Regions from separate parts of the Homo sapiens genome. Here region 2 is linked to region 1. A link is a loop called in an ENCODE intact Hi-C map of the cell type or tissue named here. Cell type or tissue: heart left ventricle. All regions are shown on one strand. Links, peaks and the distances in the headings refer to the core of each region. The heading gives the core; the rest is flanking DNA. Region 1 holds the start of LMOD2 (leiomodin 2). Region 2 holds the start of ASB15 (ankyrin repeat and SOCS box containing 15).

Region 1 (8,344 bases), core at 41-8,040:
GGTGATGCTTGGAACATATAGTGACTGGATTTTTTCAATGTAGACAAAGTTCCAAAGAAAACTAAATTATTCACCATATTTAATTCTAGTCAGGGTCAGGCGGGTAGTGTTTGATCACTCAGCAGAATTGTATCCAGGAGATTTAAAGTTTGTGAAGGATACTTACAGGGGGAACCAAGAAGTATCCAACCTATTTGAACCAACTCATAAGATCATTCGTGAGTTGTGATTATTATCATAATCGGAGTGATTTGTAACAAATATACTAGGATATCTAAATGACTATTGTTTTTAAGGCAGTGTCTTTGAGAGGCCATAATGGCTTTTTCCAGTGATGCTGCCACACAGCAAAAACACACACAAAAACGAACAAACAAAAGGCATTAAGCCTTCCCTTTTGGAGCCATTTTCAGAGTCACTCATGGGACACATAAGATTTGGGAAAAGAAATCCATGTGAGATGATATTTATTCTGGGTTGTTCCAATGAGAAAATTTAAAATATGTGGATTTTTCAAGAGACTAGTTTCAAAGCAATAAAAGTAATTTTCTGAGGATTTGAGTCATCCAACAATGAAATAAGCTTTTGAAAATGTGCTATTTTCACTAAAGATGTTCAAGCAAACACTAGATGATCACAAATAGAAGTGATACAAAATTCATGTATTTCAAAGTCCTTTTGAAATCTGAGAATCTGTGATTCTAAAATATCTGAATACTAAATGTATATTATAGTTTGCATGTATCGAGCCCAGGTCTGTGTTCAAATGTTACCTTACTACAGAGATCTTCCCAGATGAAATATTACCCCCAAAATCTTCCTTCCATTTTACCCTGCTCTATTTTTCTCCATAGAACTTCTCTCTAATGTGTTCTATATTTACATGTTTGTCTAGATATTGTCTGTCTCTCCCATCTAGAATGTAAGCTCTGTGGAGGAAGGAACTTCGTTGATTTTGTTCACTTCTCTAAGCCAAGCAACTAAATTAGAATCTGGCATGTAATATGTGTTTAGTCAATTGTCCAATAAAACTTAGCAAAAAAAGGATGTTACTGAACAATTACAAACATGAGAGAGATAGGGTAAAACACAATTCCAGTGTTTCTTCGCACATATTTATATACCCTAAAACTCGCACAGTAGTCAACCTATCACATGTGGCCAATATGTATTGTTGAAAGAATGAACTCATGCTATCATTTATATGTCTTTTCTTCTTTTTTTCCCAAAAGCACACAGATTTTTACATGGCTGTAATCCTTATTCATCTTTTCACCTAAATTGTGGTACTAGAGCTGAATGACTCATCTCATGCATCAGATTTGGCTATCATGACTTGATGTCATTGCCAAAAATCAAACCCATTCAAATAAAAAAGATGGGCCCTTGCTGAGCTGAGGTTACACAAAAGCATATGCTACAGGCTGTAAAAAAAAAAACAAAAAAACAAAAAAACAAAAACAAAAAACAAAAAAAACACACAAATGAACTCATTATTTCTAATTCAATCATTATCTCTCTCATTAGCATCACTGAAAAGTGTCAGTTATTTTTGGAGTAGAATATCATAACAAGTTAAGATCAAAATAGCTAGCCAAAACATTCTCACAAGAGAGCAAAGTCAGATAGACTTATACACATTCTGATTTCAAAACTTATTATAAAGCTACAATAATTAAGACCATGTGATTTTGCATAAGGATAGATATATAGATTTATAGAACAGACTTGACTGTCTAGAAATAAACCCATGTATTTACGGTCAGTTAATTTTCCACAAAGGTTCCAAGGTAATTCAATAGAGGAAAGTATAGTTTTTTTCAACAAATGGTGCTAGGACAATTGAATATCTGTGTGCAAAAAGATAAATTTGGGCCAAGTGTTGTCACTCACGCCTGCAGTCCCAGCACTTTGGGAGGCCACGGTGGGGGCAGCATTTGAGTCCATGAGTTTGAAACCAACCACCTGGGCAACATGGCAAAACAGTGTCCCTACAAAAAATAAAAAAAAAAAAGATTAACTGGGCGTGGTTGCTTGCTGTCTCTAGTCCCAGCTACTCCGAAGGCCGAGGTGGGAGGATCACCCAAGCCCAAAAGATAAGAGGCTACAGTGAGCTATGATGGTGCCATTACACTCCAGCCTGGGCAACAGAGTCAGACTCCGCCTAAAAAAAATAAAAATAAAAAAGATGAATATATAACTTTACCTTACATATACACATAAATAAGTCAAAATGGGTAGGAAATCTAAATAAAACTAAAACTATACAACTTTCACAATAAAATATGAGTAAATCTCTGTGGCCTTGGGTTGGAAAAAAATTTTCTTTTTTTTTTAATGAGACAGAGTCTCGCTGTCACCCAGGCTGGAGGGCAGTGGTGCCATCTTGGCTCACTGCAGCCTCGGCTTCCTGGGTTCAAACCATTATCCCACCTCAGCCTCCTAAGTAGCTGGGTTTATAGGCATCTGTCACCATGCTCAGCTAATTTTTGTATGTTTACTAGAGACAGGGTTTTGCCATGTTGGCCAGGCTGGTCTCAAACTCCTGGGCTCAAGTGATCTGCCCACCTCAGCCTTCCAAAGTGTTGGAATTACAGGCGTGAGCCACCGTGCATGGCCAGAAAAAGATTTCTTAACTATAACACCAAGCAATACAACAAAAAAATTGATAAATTGGTCTTGGACTTCACCAAAATTTAAAAAGTTTGCTCTTCAAAATGAATCAAAAGACAAGCCCCAGAATAGAAAAAAAAAGTCATATACCTAATAAAATATTTGTCTCCAGCACATATAAAGATTCTTACAACTCAATAATAAGGAGACAATTAACCCAATTTTAAAATGGGCATAAGCAAGAGATTGAGGCTGCAGTGAGCTATGATCACTCCACTGCACTCCAGCCTGGGTGACCGAGCAAGACCCTGTCTCAAAAAGTTGTTTAAAAAAGGGGGAGGTAAGATTTGAATAAATATTTCACCAAAGAAGATATAAGGTGGCCAATAAACACATGAAATGATGAACATCTTACTAGGGAAATGAAAATTAAAACTATCATTTGACACCCTCTAAAATGACTATAATAGAAAGACAAGCAATAATAGGTGAGGATGTCGAGAAACCGGAACTCTCATTCATTGCTGATGGGAATGTAAATTGGTACAGCCGTTTCGGAAAACAGTTTTTTACAGTTTCTTAAAAAGTAAATTTACCATATAACCCAGTAATTCTGCTCCTACATATCTACTCAAAATAAATGAAAACCTGAGGTTACTCAAACACTTGCATGTAAATGTTCATAGAAACTTTATTCATAGATAAAAGGTAGAAACCCAAAGCTAGAAACAACCCAAATATTCACCAGCTGCTGAAGGTATAATCAGAATATCATGTACTATACATGTATTGATAAATGTATTTTTGTATGCATTAATATTTTTAATAGATTTTACATATCTATAAAATGGTGTTATATTTATGGAGTCCTATAAACTATGGATTTATTTTAACATATACACAACAATATGCTCATATATAATTTCTTTTTTTAATTTGTGCAAATGTATGGAGTACATAAGAAAATTTGTTGTATATATATAATATGTAGTGATTAAGTCATATATATAATTTCAAATTAGCATCTCTTCCATTTTCAGGCCAGATACAAATCTGGGCTCAGATTCTAGCTCTCTCACTTCTTAGCTCTGTGCTCCCATGCTAGTAACTTAACCTCTCTGAGTGTGTACTAGTTAAGTACAGGCACTAATGTACACCTTACAGGACTGTAGAATTAAAGGAGATAATGCTTAACACTGGAATGGCATAATGTCAGTCCTTAATAAATCATATCCAGTATTATTATTTGTATTTTTCGAGTTTCATTTGCAAGTCTAGATTTTTACTAGTAATCATGGTGAGTAGGAAGAAGCATTTCGTTCAGTGGAGAAAGACACCTCTCTGTACTTTCAGCTCTCCAACTTCTGACGTTTCACTTAATCTCTGAGAGCCTCAGTTGCCAACATCTATAAATGAGAATCATGTTATTCATCTCACAGTATTTATGATTAGAAAAACTTATTGAAGTGCTTTGTAAACTGCAAAGTAGGATAAAATTATGAAATACTATATTATTATGACCTTTTGTCCCCATCAATACCACCTACAGTATGTTTATAGAAGAACCAAAATAACTACCCATGGAGTATTGTGGAGACATTTCTCAACCCTAAGATTATAATGAAAGAATCTTTTCATGGCCATGGAGGTGGTGGCAAGTCATTTTCAAAATAAATTTTATTTCCCTGTTGTTTGAATACAAAGTGAGAAGAACTGTGTTACTCCTTATCTGAAACACTCTGCCTGTCCTCATGAGCTATCAGACTCAGCTAAATATGGCCCTGGCCAGTATGTTAATAATCCCCACTGGTTCTGAGACCTCCATCCACCACCGATGTGACATTCTTTGTGTTCAAATGTCTAGCTGACGTCTGATGCTTAAAACAGCCCATGCCTTCACCCCTCTCTGCATTGTCACAGCCCTGTATCACCACTCTTAAAAGGCTCCCACAGCCACTCCTAGCACCAGTTGTTGACCAGCCTGCCACTTGCCTCCCTGCCTGCTTCTGGCCGCCTTGAATGCCTGGTCCTTCAAGCTCCTTCTGGGTCTGACAAAGCAGGGACCATGTCTACCTTTGGCTACCGAAGAGGACTCAGTAAATACGAATCCATCGACGAGGATGAACTCCTCGCCTCCCTGTCAGCCGAGGAGCTGAAGGAGCTAGAGAGAGAGTTGGAAGACATTGAACCTGACCGCAACCTTCCCGTGGGGCTAAGGCAAAAGAGCCTGACAGAGAAAACCCCCACAGGGACATTCAGCAGAGAGGCACTGATGGCCTATTGGGAAAAGGAGTCCCAAAAACTCTTGGAGAAGGAGAGGCTGGGGGAATGTGGAAAGGTAGGCTCTCGGGACTTTTCCTTGGCTAACCCCACCTCCCCATCACCCCATCCCAAACCCAGACACTTGTTTTCCCTAACTTCTCAATCCTCATCACTTGAATTTTCCTATAACCCATTTATACTTGCTACTAAATCATTTTTCAGGCTGAAATAATCATGTAAATGCTATGGCCACCCAATGGATCATAATATGTAAAATTCTTAATTGGGGCTCTTTGATTGATTACAAATAGAAAGCTCAAGAGGAAAATAATTCACAATCAGTGTATGGGATTCAATATTTTGCCAAACATAAGTGTTGTTTGAGCTATATGTTGGTAATGTGGCATAATATTTGTTCCCAAGATACATGCATACGTATAAATGTATACTTTTTTTTCAGTTAAGTACATTTATTTTCTCCTATAAAGACAAAAGTGGGAACGCTGGTTGCTTTGACTGTGATAGTAGCTATGGTGAAATAGTTCTTTTCCAATACCAAGAAGTGTGGGGTGGTGGGAAGTACATGACACTGAGAGTCACAGGGCCTTGTTATGAGTCCCTGCTCTGTTCCCACATCTTTAGACCTTGAACAATCACTTTTACAGGGTTCTCTTTCCCTCTGGACATTGAGGGAGTTAGAGACAGTGTTTCTTTTGCGAATCAAGAACCCCTTTGAGATTTTGATAAGTTATGAACCTTCTTAAGAAAATAGCCCTGGGCTTGTGCAAAATACACCAACTTTTGCATAGAATTTCAAAATGATAACACATCCTGAAACCCATCTGAGGACTCAGGGGCAGCACAGCTGTATAGATGATCTCTTCGATTTCTGTCTCCTTTACGATGGTGATCCTGAGGTTAGGAAATGTGCTTATATCAGAGCTCAGGCCTATAAAGCTCTTGTGTACTGCCCAGTAAACAGTTATTTTGAATTTGCCAAATGAGTCAATACCAGAAGGAAGTCCAAAAGACTATTATTCTCTGGGAAAACAGTAATGACAATAAAGTGTCCATATAACAAAAAAAAAATTCTTCCGGAATTATGGAAGAACATAGGTCAGGAGAAACAGTTTAAAACCCTTGCACTCTGTTGGAATCATCTAAAATCAAAATGGCCTAAAGCCAATGGCAAGACTTCCACAGTACTAATCTAGGGCTGTTAGATGATCTTGATGATAGGGTTATCTTGGCCACAATTGCAGCAAGATATGTGTGAGTTTTGTCCACGTCAATCATTGCAGGAAGGGCCACTGGGATCTGGCCAGGGTCTGCCAAGGCCACAGTACTAATCAGCTAGAAGGGGTGTGTTAGAAGGAAGGACACATACAAGTCAGTACTTGGGCAGGTCAATTCCTCCACAACCATTGTTTTAAGAGGGATTTTTTTTTCTTTGATGTGATAATGAGCATCAAAATAACAATGACATTATCATCACAATTATTTAAAACTCTCTTTAATAAAATAAAACTGGCTGGGTATGCTGGCTCACGCCTATAATTCCCACACTTTTTTGGGAGGCTGAGGCAGGAGAATCACTTGAGCCTAGGAGTTCAAATCCAGCTCTGGCAATATAGTGAGATCTCATCTCTACAAAAAAAAAAAAAAAAAAAAAAAATTAGCTGGGTTTAGTGGAACATTAGCAGGTGGTAGTCCCAGCTGCTCAGGAGGCTGAGGTGGGAGGTTGGCTTCAGCATGGGAGGTTGAGGCTGCAGTGAGCTATGGTTGTGCCACTGCACTCAGCCTGAGCCACAAACCAAAACCTTGTCTCATTAAAAAAAAAAAAAAAAAAAAAGAATAAAACTGTCTCAGAATATCCAGGCTGTACAACCAATGTATCAATAATCCAACAAAGGCTTTTTAATGTCACAATGACATGATAGTGGTGGGAACCAAAGAGCAAAACCTATCGTCAGCCGGACGAACCCACCTGATCCTGCCAAAGGTTTTGCTGATCCCTGCCAATGGCTTATCAGCTCAATTAGAGAGGCTGCTGTGTTGATGGACTTCGGTTCCTTTCTAGGCTATTAACTTTTTCTCCCAGTACTTTCCCTGCTGGCCAGCTGTCTGTAGTTGCCAGGCATGATGAGCAGGAACTTGCTGATGGAGGGTGCAAATCCAATTCCCACAACAGGGAAAATCTTCGAGCAGCTGTTGGGTGGCTGGGGGAGCAAGGTAGTTGCGTAAGTGAAGAGCCATAAAGGAAGGACCCTGAGAAGGAGCGGAGGGTCTTGATTGATTATCAGGCGGCTGGCTCTGTAAAGGCTTATAAAAAGCAGATGCAACACCTGTTGAATGCCAGCCTTTCTGCCCACTTGGGCTTACACAAACTTATGCCGCATTGGGGCTCCCAGGGACCCTAGAATCCCAATGGTCTAGCTCCCCTATTGAGCAGTGGTTAAATCTCAGCACAGGTGCCAATGAGTTTCTCCCATTATCTCACTTCATTTTTAACTTTCTGCACTTGAGAACTGAGACAAGGCAAGGTTAAGAAACTCATTAGAGGTTAAGAGCTTGTACATAGAAGTGAAAATTAAAGAACATTTCAAAATTGTGGGTGCCCGGTCAGCAGCATCAGCATTACCTGGGATCTTCTTGGAACTGCAAATTATAGAGTTCCCGTCAATCTGATGAATGATAAACTCTGGGGATGGGGCCCAACAATTGGTGCTCTCACAGGTGATTATGACACACAGTAAAACTTAAGAACCGCTCAACTACAGTTACCTCCTGAATAACATGGGGGTCAGGTGAACCAACTCCTGCCCCTGCAGCATCCAAAATTCATGTATAACTTTTGACTCCCCCAAACCTTAACTACTAATAGCCTACTGTGGACAGAAGCCTTACCAATAACATAAACGGTCAATTAACACATACTTTGAATGTGATATGTACATACATAATAGGGAGGTGATCAGGAGAAACAACCGGCCACTCTTCTCATTACCTGATTTGTTTTCTAAGTTTACTAACATTCCCCTTCTCCTTGTCCAGTCCCTTGCCATCTCATCTCCCACCTCCTTATTCTATACCCTCCTTCCCACCTCCATTCTCCAAAGAATCAGGGTTAATGCCAAAGCAGTGGCATATAGGAAATCTGTAATAAAACAGGCCCCCTAGGGACAGAGTATTTTATAAAGTAAGCGAAGTCTGTTTTTTGCATCCTCTCACCTTGCCTCTGTAGACACCTTTTCCCCTTCTGTTCTTTCTCCAGATGTCCCCCACCTAGGGTGACTAATCATCTCAGATTGTCCGGAACTATCTAGATTTCATGACTAAAATCCTGGGAAACCCTTCACACTCAGGCAAACTGGGAGGGTTTATCACCTTTCTCCTGTGTGTAGTCCTGACTCTCAGCTGCTGTTAACCAATGTCAACTTAGAGCCATTCAGTAAGCAAATAATTATTG
Region 2 (8,344 bases), core at 284-8,283, 53 kb before region 1:
AAACTGAAGTATAAACCTTTAGATATCTCTAAATGATTTGTCTTAATTCACAAAAACTGGCAGAACTTAGACTAAGATACATATTCTCTCCTTTTAATCCAAGTTTGTTTCTCTTAGATACACTTGAAATGCCTTTCACAATAGTGAAAATTAAGTACTTTGTTCGCAAAAGGAAAAACAAGAAAAAAAAAGATCAACCAGCTTTTAAAAAATTTATTGTGACTCAACCTTAATTGACTTAAACTTTGGTTAAACAGAAATAACTGCGAACCCATTTGAACAAGTCATCAGTGTTCAACAAAATATTCAACACATATTTGATGAGTGCCAAAAACTTTACTAGACAAAGTGAACTTTGAAACCCCTAACTGAAACCCCATACAGGATCTTCCTCACTGTTTGTTTGTCATTAATTTAGTATAACTACCTATAGTGCTACCTTACTAAAAAATACTATTTCCGTCACTTGCCTTTGCTTGGCTACATGGCAACTAAATGACCAGAGTAATGTCAACAACGTGGATTCTTCCAGGGGCCTGTGACATCAGTGCTGTTGGAGGAGTTCAGTGCTAATAGATTTGGCTCATGTTTTCAGTTGTTTGATTTTCAGTCTGGAAAAACAGCGTACAGCATAGCAAAAATAAACAATTACCAAGGTTCTGGGAAGCATACTAGAAATAAAGGATTTATTTTATGTTTTTATATTCTTTTCTACTGTTTTATGCCTAACCAAAATAAAATGTGCATTTCTTAAATCACTGACCCCAAGGCCAAAATAATGGTCAAGTACAAAAAAGAAAGAAGGAGAAAAAGGAGAAAGCCTGAAATATACCAAAGTGAAAATGAAGCCAAGAGAGATATACATGGGTATTGCTTACTAAACAACAAAATAAGAGGATAACTTAAAAACAACAACAAAAAAGAATACCAAAAAAACACACAAAACAAACAAAAAATAATAGGATAACTTAAAGTAGGACTCCCCAAGGTGTTTGAACAACACCATTTTTTGTAGAAGGCAAAGATAAAGCTCCAGTTCTGACAAAGCCTCATAAAGAATGGGCTGGATCAGAAAGGACTTAATAAGTGGCATTGTAGAGGGTAGATGGGATTGTATGACTAATCATAGCAAGAGCTGTTTTTTAAAATCCAGGCCTGCAAGTGCCACACTCTTTTTCAGGAAGAAAGAATACCTGTGGGCAAAGTGAGGCTGTAGCAGTGGCAGGTGCCTAAAATATGAAGGCCAAGCTGCCACATTGCTCCCTGGAAATTCACAAACAATGCTACCTAAATTTCTTATTCCCAAAATAGAAATAGGTGGGTCCAAGGACAGTTCTTCTAACACCGTGCTTCAACTATTTTAACCTAAGACTCTTCATCTTTCATATCAGTTGCTATAATTATCATTTTGAAACAGTACATGCATTTCTTGCTATATATAGATAGAAGGAATGCGTATTTGGATGTCAGTGTCATTTTGTATACCTTCCTTGGAACAACAGTAGTATTCAACTAGTCCTTCACTGTTAAATCTGACCCCTCCCTGAAACTCATTCTCACCAGACAAAACTAGAGGCACTGTTTGAAAAGCTAGGACTCATTTTGTTTCCCCTTTGAGAAAACCCACAGGAAAAGCCAGCTTTCATAGAGGCAAATGTGGAAGCGATTACTAGCATTATGAATAGATCATTCTTTCAAATATATGAGTTACTCAAAGTATGTCTTATTGTGTGTGCATAGATGACTAACTACTTGAGGAATAGGCCTCATTAAAATGGTGGTGCCATGGTCATTGTATCATCATCATCATCATCACTCCCATACTACAGATAAATAATCTCAAAAATGTAAATAATGCATCTACAGAAACAGTAAGTGGTAAAGCAAGACGTGTTCACAGGACTATGTCTTCAGTAACAGGCTCTCATTTATTTTACCACATGATCTTATTTTGGCTTTTCTATCATTATATGCATTATTTTAAATGTTGTATGGTATAGGTAGATCTATAACAACTATTATATAAACGGATAAAACAGGCATACCATCATTAGTTTAAGAGCAGAAAAGTCACTGCAATGTGTCAAGCCACACTTTAAAGTGTTAGGTGCACATTTTCCCACACATTTGCATTATACTCTAAAGCTTTATATGAATTTCTAATATTGTAAGTAAAAAAAAGTTGTATAAAATTAAAGTGTTTCACAATGCTGATTGCTTTTCACAAGAATTCTTCATTGAAAAATTCCAAATTAGATTAATAATGATAAAATGTAGACAATGTATGCAATGATCTAACTTTTACCCTTGACTATTGCAATACACAGTTAATAGTGGTTTAAACATAAAATACTTCTCAGTTTGCTTTGAAGATGACTGAAACGCACCTTCTTTTATCACAGTTAAAGAGGAGTTAGGACCTCTCATTTCACATTTACGGTTTCTCAATTTTTGAAATAAAACTGGCAAATTCACTACAATCCACGTATTTATATTCATTAACACTGAGTACAAAGAAAATGTCAGAGATGAGACGAAAAACAAAAGCGTGTAGTGCTCCCAGTAGCTTAAGAAGTAGAGAGTTTCAGGAAAAAGGGAAGAATCACTGGCAGCAAATCCAATGAGGGTTTGTAAAATAAGAAATGAAAATGAATATAAAATATGAAATGAGTTTCTAATGTAAGTCAGAAAGAGGTCACTGAGACCTGCAAAACGAGTTGTTTTAGTAGGGGGGTGTAGGGGATAGAGGCCAGATGGCTTTGTGAGTGCCGATGGTGGCCTGAGTTAATCCAAGGATAGCTGTGTCAAAACAAATTTAAGGCAGACTATTTTCATTGGAAAATCAGTAAGACAATAAACTTAATTGGTTTTTTAAAAGAAAACAACCTTCCTCAATTAAAAATCCCAATTTTTTTGCTTGTTTTATTAATACATTTGCTACTCATTTTTTTAGACTATATATGCTCAATAACTTGACCTAAAAATTCTTGATCAGATTAGATGTCACTGACTGCCCTATCTCCGTCTGTATATCAGACTAGCAATTATTAAACAAAAATCAAAGACAGCAAATTAGTATGACAAGAAGATTGTATTTAATGAAATTTGACCTGAATCTGAAAGATGGAGAAAGAAAAATAGTGTGTATTAAAATATGTCAAAAGTGGATTAGGCTCTGACAACACAAAGACTTACAGATTTGTCTCTTGAACAAATACCTTTAAATTGTGCGTTAATTCCAAGTGGTTTGGTTTTGTTCCATCAGTAGCAACACTCCCTGCAGCTGAATTGGCAGGTCCTTTGTTTTCATAAGAGTTCTTTGAACCAATCAGGACAGAGATAATCTTATTATACCTCTGTAGGCTTGCGTTTCTTTTGATGAGAGTCTAGAGAAGTCATGGGTAATACTTTACCGTGTGCCAGAGACCGCTTATGTTTCAGTTGTACAAGGTCAGGTCTTAATTTAACCACCAACTGGATACTTAATTTTAGATACACAGAAGCACACATTGGCTCCAGGGCACTTCCTCTGATTTAGGAAGGCAAGTCCCTGGATAAGAATGACAAGATGATCATTCCAAAAGGTGAGATTATGAAATATTTGATCTGTACCTCACCAACTAGCTTATTGAATAGTTCATTATTGGTAATATTTTAAACAGATTGAAATACAAATTATAGTAGCTACTCATTACTTTCTTTCCACTTGATCACCTACGGGCTTACCTGTTTAGAGCCTTTTTAATTAGAGACTAAAGCTAGAATTTGTTTGCTTATAGAATATCAACTCAATTGCATAATTACTAAGCATAAAAAATTGTATCATGAGAAAAACAGATTAAGAATGAGTATCCTTATAGAACATGTCAATATATTTACTATAGAATCCCAGAAGGGTCTCAGCTCACCTCTTGGTTTCTAATAAAAAAAATTAAATAATTTTTGTGAATAAATAAAATAAATCTTTTAAGGCTTTTTCATCACTTGTTGAAAAAGATGAATGCTTTCTGCCCAGATTGAAACATTTCTTTAAATTAGTTAGATTTTTTAAAAAATAAACCGAATAGAATTGGAAATTTACTCCTGCAAATTATATCACAAAATCTAAAGGTTGGAAAGTCCTTAAAATTTATCTGATATCGTCACTCATATTGTTCTTAAATGCACAGTTAACTTCTAAGGAGCTTTCTATATCTAAAATGATTTGACTTCCACGAAGTAAAGCAGTGATGTGGACAAGAAAAATCTTATCACTGCTTTGTGCTGAGATTATTAATTTATTGTGATAAAAATTATAATTTTACACTTCAGTTATTTTATGAGAATATTTTATCTTCAAATAGAAATTTGCCTACAAGTTTTATATTTCCCCTGGAGTTGTTCGATGAATTTGTTAGGTAGTTGCTTAAACTTTTTGAGAAAACTTTTTCTCAGGTTTATGAATTTTTAGGTTACAAAATAAGACCCTCTTTTCATTAATTCATTCAAAGTAGCTGAGTCATAGTTAGAGTATACTGGTTAAGCGTGTGTGGCCTCCATTGTCAGATGACTGGGCTATATCCCACTCTCCACTGCCCACTAGATATGTGGGCTTAGGTAAGTTACCTAATGACTCTGTGCTTCAGTTTTCTCATCTGTAAAGTGGGGGAGAATTATGTCATAGACGTTAAGTGACATCCATTTAATGCACTTAGTGTAATCCCTATCACAGGTAAACACTCAATAGATATTAGTTATAATAATTATTAAACTCAATATAAAAATACTTATTAAAGACTTGCTATGCTATGTGCTTTACTGTGTGCTAAACCTTAAAGAGAAATTGGTATTATTTCTGGAGAAAAATCTAAAATACATTATTTAAAGGCAGAAAACTCTCTGAGGGCATGGATCCCATATATATGTGTCTAGCCCTGTGCCTGGAACACAACAGACGTTGAATGTATATTTTTGCATGGACAAATAGGATAGTCTGAACATCCTTAGGAAAAAAATAATCACTAAGAATTGGTGGGTTAATTCTTTTCCTTTGTCTTTTTGATTAGCAGAGCAAAGGAATGTAGTATCATAGATAACTGTGCATTTGTATTACAACAAGGTATTTGACAATATTCCTTGATGATGGTCTTATTATCAAAAAGGAGACATTAATACTAGGTGGTGGTGTCTTTAAGAGGGTTTGTAGCTGGATAAACACCTTTTCTGGGAGGGTGCAAAATAATGGATCAATGTCAACATAGAGGCCTCTGTCCTTTGCCAATTTCTTTTCAACATTTATCTTTATCAGTGGAGCTTAAGGACATATAGAAGGCATGCTTATTAAGTCAGCAAATAAAACAATACTTGGAGAGATAGAAAATGCATTCAATTTTAGCAGAAGGAAATAAAGGCCAAATTGAAAAAATATAAAATGTAATAGGAATAAATAGAGTCCAATAGGGTCCTGCATACAATTGCACAGAAAACAACGTGGGGAAAACATACGACTTGTAGATCTTTGGGATACTGGGGTCTAAATCAAGTCTGTAACATAATAGCCTAAATATTTATCTGAACTTGGACTAAATTAACAGATGTATAGTGTTTGAGAAAAGGGAACACTTAAACTTGTGTTGGTCTGACTGTAGCTGTTGTGTTGCCTTCAGAGCCTGTGGTTCAGTGTCACTTTTAGAAAGAAATGGATAAACAAATGTGTTTCCAGGAAAGCAGTCAAGACAGTGCAGGAGGTGAGGCCATCTTATAGGAAGAGCAGTTGTCCAGCCTCTGGAAGAAAAAGCTCAGTGGAGATCTGACAGCCTTCCTGGGGGATATTAACAGGGCTCCTGTGTTGCAGAGGAACACTACTTTCTCAGTGTAGCTCTGAGAAAGAGAACCAGAAAAAGGTAAGAGAAGTAGAAACATTATCTTCAGATAATGTTTTGAAGAGTGGATTCAAGTTCACTGGTTTTCCTAATTGTGAAATCTGGCTAGGCCGGGTGCCATAGCTCATGCCTATAATCCCAGCATTTTGGGAGGCCGATGGGGGAGAATCACCTGAGGTCAGGAGTTCAAGACCAGCCTGACCAACGTGGTGAAACCCTGTCTCTAATAAAAATACAAAAATTAGCCCAGCATAGTGGTGGGCTCCTGTAATCCCAGCTACTCGGGAGGCTGGGGCAGGAGAATCACTTGAACCTGGGAGGTGGATGTTGCAGTGAGCCGAGATCATGCCATTGGACTCCAGCTTGGTTGACAGAAGGAGACTCTGTCTAAAAAAAAAAAAAATGCTGGCTAAAGAAGAAGCACCGTGTGAGGAGATAGCAAACTCCCTGACACTTTGATGTTCAAACTGAGGCTACCAATTACTTATTGGGCATGTTGTAAATAAAATTTACAGGTGGGGCTACCTGACAGTCTTTAACTCTGAAAATTGGTGATTCTAGGGAAAAGGAGGGAGAAGAAAATAAAATGGGGGTGTCAGGGTCAATATTCAAGGGTAAGGAATAGAACTAAAACTTTCAAAAAGTACTAGAATCCTACTTTCCCATTCCACAGGAGTTCAATCACAGAATAATAACAGGTAATGTTTACTGACTACTTGTGACACGTCAGACACAGTTAACCAGGCAGCTAATGCAGGCAGGTCGGCATTTGAACAAAGGTTCAACCGTTATATTCAACTGCCTCCAACAGAAAGAAATCAATGGCCTGTACATGATTTCAAAACAAGATATGAAAAAATGCAGTGACTCATTATTATTTGAATCAATTTTGAAGGGAAAAAAATTTGACTTGAGCACCAGACAGGATTGTTTGTCATGTTGAACAAAATACATTATGCCAGGAATGAATATTTTTGGAGAGAATATATGCATATATATTTGTATATGAATATTTATGTGTATATGCATAAGAATAATACTTTTTAAAATGCTCAACATCCCTAATCATTAGAGAAATGCAAATCAAAACCACAATGAGATACCATCTCACACACCAGTCAGAATGGCTACTACTAAAAAGTCAAAAAATAACAGATGCTGGCGAGGTTATGGAGAAAAGGGAATGCTTATACAATGCTGGTGGGAATGTAACTTAGTTCGGCCACTGTGGAAAACAGTTTGGTGATTTCTCAAAGAACTTAAAGCAGAATTACCATTCAATCCAGTAATCGCATTTTTGGATATACACCCAAAGGAATATAAATCACCGTACCATAAAGATACATGCACACGTACGTTCACTGCAGTATTGTTCACAACAGCAAAAACATGGAATCAACCTAAATGCACAATGACAGTAGACTGGATAAAGATAATGTTGTACGTATACACCATAGAATACTAGCCAGCCACAAAAAAGAATGAGATTGTGTCCTTTGCAGCAACATGGATGGAGCTGTAGGGTCATTATCCTAAGCAAATTAACACCGGAACAGAAAACCAAATACCCCATGTTCTCACTTACAAGTAGGAACTAAACTGTGAGTACATACGGACACAAAGAAGGGAACAACAGACGCCAAGACCTACCTGAGGGTCGAAAGTGGGAGGAGGGCAAGGATAGAAAAACTACCTATGAGGTACTATGCCTATTACCTGCATGATAAAATACTCTGTACACCAAACCCTTGCAATATACAATTTACCTATATAACAAACGTTAAGATAAAACTTAAAATGAAAGTTAAAAAAAATAATACTTTTTAAAAGTCTGGAGATATTATTTTTATTGTTACTATAGGTAATCAATGTAGTCAAAACGTTTTTTACTCACCCTACAACTCAATTGCACAAACCAAAAGTAGCTTTTTTATTGTCTGTAACTGGCCTCACCTTTCTCAGGAGCCACCACTCACTAATTAATGGAAAATAAACTATTGATTTCATGCAGACAGACACAATAACTTAGGTAATGAAGCCACTGCTTGGACGATTCAGATAAATGAATTGCTCTTTCAAATTTCTGCTCCTTCCCACGCCAAGAAACTCTCTTCACCAAGTTCTACCTGCTTTCCTGTACATTTGGGCAATCTTCTCTCTTCTCGAGGTCACCAAGGTTCCTGGCCTGCTCAGTCCTAAGAGGTAGATGCTAAGCTAATTTTCCTGAGAGGGCTTTGTAAGCTTTGCCTCTGTAAAGTCCATCTTAGTTCACTTTTCTTGTTGTTACTGGTGGTGAAAACTCTTAAAATCTACACCCTTAGCAAATTTCAAGTATACAATACAATATTGTTAACTACAGTTACATTGTTGTACATTAGATTTCCAGAATTTACTCATCCTGCTTAACTGAAATTTGTACCCCTTGGCCAGCACCTCCTAGCCCCAGGCAACCAACATTCTACTCTTTTTTCTATGACTTCAAC

The links. Peaks named below come from ENCODE experiments on the same cell type or tissue, not always from the same donor. Only the 100,000 strongest peaks of a DNase experiment are listed, where the experiment ranks them.
Region 2: a loop joins it to region 1, with 2.3 times the contacts of the local background. A loop is called at or near these places in 3 of 110 quality-filtered maps.

What each region holds. Positions count from the first base shown.
Region 1 is chr7:123,651,286-123,659,629 of GRCh38, forward strand. It overlaps LMOD2 (leiomodin 2), which reads left to right and starts at 4,581. Exons shown (of 3, transcript NM_207163.3): 1 at 4,581-4,951. The coding sequence starts at 4,679. In heart left ventricle, for the core only: no CTCF peak of the experiment used is centred there; a DNase peak (open chromatin) is centred at 4,606; H3K4me3 peaks cover 4,376 bases; H3K27ac peaks cover 6,452 bases.
Region 2 is chr7:123,598,331-123,606,674 of GRCh38, forward strand. ASB15 (ankyrin repeat and SOCS box containing 15) reads left to right here and starts at 3,491. Exons shown (of 12, transcript NM_001290258.2): 1 at 3,491-3,584; 2 at 5,702-5,882. It also overlaps a transcript of NDUFA5 not described here. In heart left ventricle, for the core only: no CTCF peak of the experiment used is centred there; no DNase peak of the experiment used is centred there; H3K4me3 peaks cover 3,744 bases; H3K27ac peaks cover 4,972 bases.